2 separate regions of the Mus musculus genome follow, and region 2 is linked to region 1. A link is a contact called in ENCODE POLR2A ChIA-PET data. All regions are on one chromosome and are shown on one strand. Each heading gives the region's core, a stretch centred on a gene start or an enhancer-like site at or near the end of the contact. The rest is flanking DNA. Distances are from core to core; before and after follow the strand shown. Region 1 holds the start of Itgb5 (integrin beta 5). Region 2 overlaps Itgb5 (integrin beta 5).

Region 1 (3,715 bases), core at 109-2,608:
CTTGCTACGCTATTAAGTTTGTACTGGGGCCTCAGCGACATTTTTTGGTTTCCTCAACTCCCTCCTTGCTCTCAGATGGAAACCTCAACCTCCTTCATGTAAATGAGACGGGTAGGGGTAACAGAGTTCTCCCCTCAAGCAGCCAGGCAACCACTGGGCTCAGAGAGGCAAACAAGTACCTCGGGCTTGAAAGTGAATAGCGCACTCTTAATCAATACACAATTACTTCCGACAGGAAGAGGAAAGTTCGGAAACTCCTCTTTGAGTGGGTAGGTTTGGAAGAGGTAGGAGCGTCAACTATCATTCTTCCTATAGGGATTTTTTTTTTTAAGACAGGGTCTCATTGTGTAGCATGCTAGGGTTAAAGGCGTGTGCCACCACTGTCCGGTCCCTAAACTTAATTGCCACTCCCAAGTCTGAAAACTGAACGCAGGTAGCTGGGGGCTCCCGCATCAGCGCCAGGGTGCATCCGGCTAAGGTAGCGCCAGCAGCCCCTCCGCAGTCCGGACACAGTGTTTGTGAATCACAGTACCGAACAGTATCAGATGGCGGTGTACCAGGTGGGGCAGCGACTTCGGACTTACAGAGAGTAATGACAACTTTCAATTTAGAGCAAACTTCGAAAGTTGCATTATCCACAGACCTCCGGGATGACTCGGTCGCCACACTTTGGCCCCCACATCACTCCCCGCGGGCCACAAGGGCCGCTTTGTGCAGGCGAGCGAAGAGCTAGGGCCCCAGCACCGGGCCCGGAGGCTTCCCCTCCCAAGTCCCCAGCGCCCTCGGGCTCCGCCACCAGACGCACACTGTTTACACAGGAAGGGAAGGCTCCTCCTCAGCCCGGGAGGGAACCCGCCAGCGCACGCAGATCTGATGCCCGCGCCTCGCCGACCCTTCTGGGAGCGCCCTGGGGTGCACTGCACCCTCGGCTCCCGCAAGCGGCCGCGGGCGAGCAAAAGTTGAGGAGCGCGCGGCGGGGCGGCGCGGCTTACCTGCGAGGCGCGGAACGAGCGCGCAGAGCCCGAGCAGACAGGCGTAGAGGGTCGCGGGCACCCGCGGCATGATGCGCGCCGCTCGGCTGGGGCGCTCGGCGGGGGCGGAGCGGGGCCGAGGCCGGGGACCGCAGCCGCATGCCGGGCGCTGCGCTCCGGCTCACGGCGCCCGCGGCCGGGCTGGTCCGCGCCCGGCCGCCACCATCCTCCTCGCTGGCCCGCTGGGACGCTCGGAGTTGTCGCTGCTCCGGACGCACCCTCGCCGAGTCCCCCGCGCGTCTACTCTCGGAGACCCTTCCCTTTTTCCTCGGCCGCCAGCCCCCACTCTTCTCTGCTTTCTCCTCCCCCCTCTCCTGCGGGCCGCCACTCGGTCAGTTTACGGCTAGGCGGGACGGGGCGGGGCGAGCTCGGGCCGGACCAGCTCCGCCCTGCACCGGGACCCGCCAGCACGCCTAGATCCTGGGTTGCCCAGGTGGCTGTCACAGCTGACCCACTTGTGGGGATCGGGTGTTCGAAACTTCTAGTTAGGGTCTCCCTCCCCGGTCTTGGAGTTGGGAGGGGGCGGGGCGCGCTCCATTAGGCCTGCAGAGATTACTTGGGCCAAAGCAATCTCAGTTTTGACTTCAGGATCGTGGGGCAGTTACGGCTTGGATCTGTCAGGCCATTTCGTCATGCCACAAGCGCATGCCAGGCCAGGCCTCGCCCGAGAATATTCAATCCAGACGCCACGCTTGGGATGGGCAGGGGAGGACACGTGGAACGTGGAAGTTCAGGTGAAGCGGAGGGCACCCTGGTGAGCAGGCACTGTGATAAGTGCTAACATCCCTCCCGTTGTTTAGGTGAGCAAACTGAGCCACCAAGGGTTAATATACTGGAGGAAGCGACTGCTAGCTTTTTCCCTGAAATCCAGATTTAAGTAAGGCAGCCTAACCTTTGCCTATTAAGAACCAGCTGGAGCTGGGCATGGTGGCACACGACTTTACACGGCACTTGGGAGGCAGGGGCAGTCAGATTTCTGAGTTTGAGGCCAGCCTGGTCTACAGAGTGAGTTCCAGGACAGCCAGGGCTACACAGAGAAACCCTGCCTCGAAAAAACCAAAAGAAAAAATAAATAAATAAAAGAAGAAGAAAAAGAAGGAGGAGGAGGAAGAGGAAGAGGAAGAAGAAGAAGAAGAAGCAGCAGAAGCAGCAGCAGCAGCAGCTAGAAGGTCAGGACTTGGCGGTGTAGGTGCAAAAACCTACCTAAGGCGTTTGAATCTTAAAAACTTTGTTGTGTCCACCTTTCAAACTCTTAACTGGGTGGCACTGACAGGAGCCAGTTTGTAGTGTGTGCATAGGGAAAAGTGAACCAATCCAGAGCAAACTTCAAAGTTCATCCTTGGACCATATGCAAATTCGTACTCTGTCCTACATTGCTTTGTTATGACTTAAAAGTCATATTTGGCCGGGTGTGGTGGTGCACGCCTTTAATCCCAGCACTCAGGAGGCAGAGGCAGGCAGATTTCTGAGTTCGAGGCCGGCCTGGTCTACAGAGTGAGTTCCAGGACAGCTAGGGCTACACAGAGAAACCCTGTCTCGAAAAAAAATCATGTTTGCTGCTAACCATTATCCAGTAGAATTCATGCTGCATGCCAAGCGTGGTGGCGCACTCGGGAGGTAAAGGCAGGCAGATTTCTGAGTTCGAGGCCAGCCTGGTCTACAAAGTGAGTTCTAGGACAGTCAGGGCTATCTATACAGAGAAACCCTGCCTCAAAAAACCAAAAGAAAAAAAAAAAAAAAAAAGAATTCATGCTGCAGAAACAGCCCAGGTAGATCTTGGAATTACCTGGCCCTTAGGGCAATAGCCTTGGGGCTATGCTTATCCCAGCTTAGAGGTGGCTACTACATTATGGGAGCTGATCAAAGAGTTTGAACTGGAGTGTTGCTTGGTCTGGCAGGAAAGTGTAGGATGAGCTAGAAGGTGAAATACTGCTTTAAGTACAATGGTGGCTTTCCTATGCCATGCATTCTTTGAGTTCAGGGCCCATAGTATCCCATCTTCTCTGCACTCAAAATGAGCACTTTGTAGCGGCTGAAATATCCTACTTTGTCCCACATCTGGCACGGACCACCATTTATCTAAATTGCACCTGGAAAGTGCTGTGATCCAACTTGCCCTAATTCTTACCAGACCCCTTCTGTCTTATCTGGTGGTTCTCTGGGTCCCCAGCCTGCCCAGACCTGCTGTAAGCAGTCCTGAGCAATCTAAGCTGCATTAAAGCTGGTTTGTTGATGCCTTTTCTAATTCAGAATTTCTGCTTTGTGGTTTGTGTCCCCCTCCCAAGAGTCCTTCATCTAAGTGCTCACAGATAAAAAGTGTCAGTTACACGTGATGATCTATTTGATCTTAAAATGAAACGGACCTGGGTACGAGGGCACACCTTTAATCCCAGCGCTAGGGAGCAGATCTATAAATTTGAGGCTAGGGGGTATACATAATGAATTCCAAGACAACCAGAGCTATGCAGAGAGAACCTGTCTCAAAATCAGGAGAAAACAAAACAAAGGAATGGAATTCTGACACTTACTACAAAATTAAAAACACCCTGTGTGACATGAAATAGACCCAAGGGAACAAATATTATATAATTCTCTCCCTCTGTCTCTCTCTCTCTCTCTCTCTCCCTCTCTCTCTCCCTCCCCCTCTCTCTCTGTGTGTCTGTGTGTGTGTGTGGGATGTGTGT
Region 2 (4,079 bases), core at 1,383-3,882, 93 kb before region 1:
AACCAAATGAAACAAGCAAACAAACAAACAAATCTGTAAGAATGGCAGGGTATATTATTTTCAAAGACAGGACCACTCTCTAGTGGCCGGAGAAATGGCTCAGTGGTTAAGAGTGCTCACTGCTCTTGCAGAGGACCCAGGTTTGATTCCCAGCACCCACACTTCATCTCACAGCCATCCGTAACTCCTTTCCAAGGAATCAAGTGCACATATATTATTCACAGGCACACACACATATAGATAGGTAGATAGATAGATAGATAGATAGATAGATAGATAGATAGATAGATAGGTAGATAGATAGATTTTTTTTAAACAGACAGGGTCTTACTCTGCAGGCCTCACTGGTCTGGAATTTGCCATGCAGACCGAGCTGGTCTTTAACTCCCAGAGATCCACCTGCCTCTGCCAGAGTACCAGGGTGAAAGGTGTATGACCTCATGCCCCGTTCTGACATTTTTCATCACCCTATTAAATTATTTATATTATGCTGCTTCTGGACATTTATGATGGCTGAGAGTGCCCCCTTCCTTGAATTCACAGTAAAGCTAGGAGTATGTTAATAGCTGATTGCAAGAAGAGCAAAGGAGTGAGGAAGAGCCACATACATCTGGGCGGGTTGAAGGAGGGAGAGGGAAATCACTGAATACTTCCTATCTGGAACCGATAACCAGTTCACCACCATCTTCCACAAATGGCAGACGAGAATGAAGAGTTAGGGCTGAAGTCACAGTGACTTCATTTTGTAGGCAGCAGAGCCACCCGAGGGCCTCATGCAAGTGTGTGCATCGACTGTCCTGCAGAAATGACTGGGACCACTGGTTGGCATTGATGCACGTCAGCCTCTCAGGATGCCCTTCCCGGAAGGATCATCAGTACCACTGCGTAACCCTCACAATCACTGGGTGGCTAAGACCAACGCCTGGCTTCTGAGTAGTGGTTGGTTAAGAACTTGGAGGAGAGGAGGGGACCTGATAAGCCCTGGGCTCTAGCCTGAGGTCAGAACAGGAGGAAGAGATATGGCTGGTGGCAGGCATGCCGTGTATGTAGGTCTATTACCGATTGAACTAAACAGTAACTCTTTCCTTGGCCTTTTAAGCTCAGCTTACCTCTGAGTCTTATTTCTCACCCAGATTCCCGAGTTTACCTGCCAGGCTGCAAAACTTGACCCTGCTACTTTCAGAGGAAAAATAGTTCCCACTAACTGCCCTTTTGCCCATGGCTCACCCACGCACCCTCCTGCCCACCTTTTTGGAATGCTGACTATCTGTCCGGAGAGGCTATTTCTGGAAGCCCTACTTAATCTCTGTAAATCGAAAAATACTTTTTAGGCATACATGGCCGACGTCGTGATGGGTGGTATTTCATTTGGCAAGAAGGAACCAAGAACTGAGCCCTTTAATCACAGGAGTCTTCTTAGCTACAGAGGCCTGTCGCAACTGTTTTAAATCTACCAAGAACCAACGGCAACCCCGAGATCTGTTCTTGGATGCTGGGAAAGATGCCTCAAGTTTCAGACCCCCATTTTCATCTCTTAGAAGGAATTCGGTGTTGTTTGGTTCTCTCAGTATTTACCACATAACGAAGTAGGATACGTATTATAAAACCCTATTGCAATGTACATTGGGGGCCTCACGGTTACAAGATCAAAAAGGCTCTGCTCAAAGGTTTACAGTTGGTTAGATTTTTAAATTTCTCATTCTAAGAGACCCAACAGGCAGGCTCGCCATGAGATTTTTAAATGTAAGCTCTCAACAGCTTCCTCTAAGAGCCCAGGAGATGACTCATGGGACACAGATCGCCAAGCAGCACAAAGTCTGAACGAGTCTCTTTTACTGCATTAAAAACGCTGAACAGACCCCACCTCTTCTCACATTTAAAGAAACTTTGAAGGGTCAACACTTCCCAGGAATCAGAATAGAAGTGTTCCCAAGGGCCTCATAAAACTCCCGTTACACACGGAAATTGTTTGGGGACAGGACTATTCTGTAAATTACTTCTCCTAGAGACCAGAGGAGAGCCACAGTGAGAGCCCTGGGCGCAGAGGCTGTTCCATGGTGATGTGTCACAAGAACAGTAACAAAAATGCTCAATTGCTTCCAGACCTGGTCTCGGTTGCCTTGCTGCTCATTTTGATGATGGAAAACCTCTCCCAATCCTGAATTCTCTTGTCTTTTTTTCTACATACTCCTGTCTCTCTCAACGGGGGTCAAGGACTGCAGGCCCACCAGAGGAAGCACTAGATAAATGGAAGGAGCTTATCTGCTGTTCCCACTGGTTCTGGCCCCAAGCCTGTCTCAGCAACTTCTTCCAGTACACTGCCCTCCCCCCACCCCCAACCACCACCATTACCTCAAGACAGACCTCAACCACATGACCCACTTCCAGAATGGGCTGCAGGGGCGAGGGGCAAGGAGAAGTGCCAGAGACTGCTGAGGTTGACGGTTTGAGAGCCTGAGTCAGCACCATCAGGAGCTGAGTGTTAGGAAATCAGCTTCTCTCCCACGAAAACCTCAAACGAAGCAGCTATCCCAGTTACCTAAACTAAACCAGTGTGCGCAGCCCCAGAGCAGAGCTCAGGCCGGTCACAGGGACCCCAGAACTGGAGGGAGGACCTGCCCACCACTGCTCAGCTGTGCCCGGAAGGAGCCAGATGGTCCGAGACGAGGAAGCACGAGGTGCCCTCCCCTGCACGAGTGTGTGTCATTAAGCCTTGTCTGGAGCTGTGTTTGCTTTAAGCTCATCTTAATTGAACCAATTCCACAATGACCTCAGTGCAGAAACCCCTTTCTCCAGGAAGACCTGGAGTGCTTTCACGCTTCGGCTAGTGTGGCTTTTAAAGGGGAAGATCTGGTGGGATGTACGACGAAGGGTCAAAATGTTCTACTCAACAGTTGACTAAAGTAATTCAAGCTCCGCTCTGGAGAGGGAGGGTGACTTATAGGACACAAAGTCATACGAAGACACGGATGCTAGCTTGGAAGGAAAGAAACTAACCCCTTAGGGTGAGGAAAACGTAGATGACTTTAAACACTGCTTTCTACCATTCAGAACATTCTAGATTTGAGAAGAATCCTTCTGTTCTCTGGAAAAGCAGTTCTCTTGACAACACGGAGAGCGGGACAGAGGAGAGTACATGGGAAGTAAGAAAAGGGCCCCTTGGACTGGTTTGCCAGATGGTCTTCATCAATCCTGACCATCACAGACCGAGACAGCACAGCCTGACCACACTTGCATCAGCTTCCTGTTTCCCAAGTTTTCTTTAAGGTCTGAGTGTAACGTGTGTGTGTGTTACGGCAACAACCCCATCTTAGGAAGTTGGTGCCCTGTTTGTCCACATAGGAGCTTCAGATCTCAGGACCCCTCTGGGGTCTGAATCCATGGCCCATGAGAGTCTCAAGGCCACAGGGTTAGATGGGTAAATGGAAAAGACCACTGGGGGGGGGGGGGCTTGCAGATACACGCTTTGGCAGAACTCTGCAATGTAAGATGAACTCAGAACTGTGGGTTCTGGTGGTTAAATAAAAAAAGTGTGTTGACTCAGCCTCAGAATCGCCAGAAGTCGACTTGCACACCCTGCATCAAATGCCCTGTGCCCGTTAGGCTCTGTGCTCACTAAAGCTCCTGGTTTATGTCTCCCTCCATTCTCAAAGTAATGCAGAAGCAAGCAATGCTGGCCCAGTCATAGAGATGGGAAAACCAACATCCAAGAGCAGCCAAGTATCTGGCTATAAACTGGGCAGATGAATTTGCACAGGCAAATCCGCTCCCGAACAACACGGGCTAAGCAGCCTGCTGGAGCAAAAACATTCCCAAGGGTTATATCTGACTCTTGATTTCAAGAGAAAAACACTGTAAAATATTACTACTAATACAACCAGGGCGTCTGCTGTGACTAAGGGGAGTAGAAACTCCATCCCACCATGCTAGGATTCTTTAAACACAGCCCCCAGGACCCAGAGGCTCAACCGGACACTGCCAGCTCTCAGGGGGCGTGGCTCTGACCTATATACAGCCAGGGTCCTCCTTTTGTGGCAGGTGTGTGCTGGGTACATTGGGTCTCATTTCTCACAACTCCA

What was found. ChIA-PET counts read pairs that join two places held with the same protein, here RNA polymerase II (POLR2A).
Region 2: POLR2A ChIA-PET joins it to region 1 with 13 read pairs in Patski. The contact joins the enhancer-like site here to the promoter of Itgb5 in region 1. POLR2A ChIA-PET finds 5 or more read pairs at or near these places in 3 of 5 experiments (Patski and embryonic stem cell).

The regions. Positions count from the first base shown.
Region 1 is chr16:33,827,308-33,831,022 of GRCm38, reverse strand. It overlaps Itgb5 (integrin beta 5), which reads right to left and starts at 1,358. Exons shown (of 15, transcript NM_001145884.1): 1 at 993-1,358. The coding sequence starts at 1,062.
Region 2 is chr16:33,920,855-33,924,933 of GRCm38, reverse strand. The region is part of intron 10 of Itgb5 (integrin beta 5); the gene reads right to left. Among named protein-coding and RNA genes, the nearest start is that of Umps, 44 kb to the left of the region's middle. Within about 2 kb of position 2,632, at least 2 of the 3 ENCODE cell types and tissues checked have a DNase peak (open chromatin) inside an H3K27ac peak, as active enhancers do.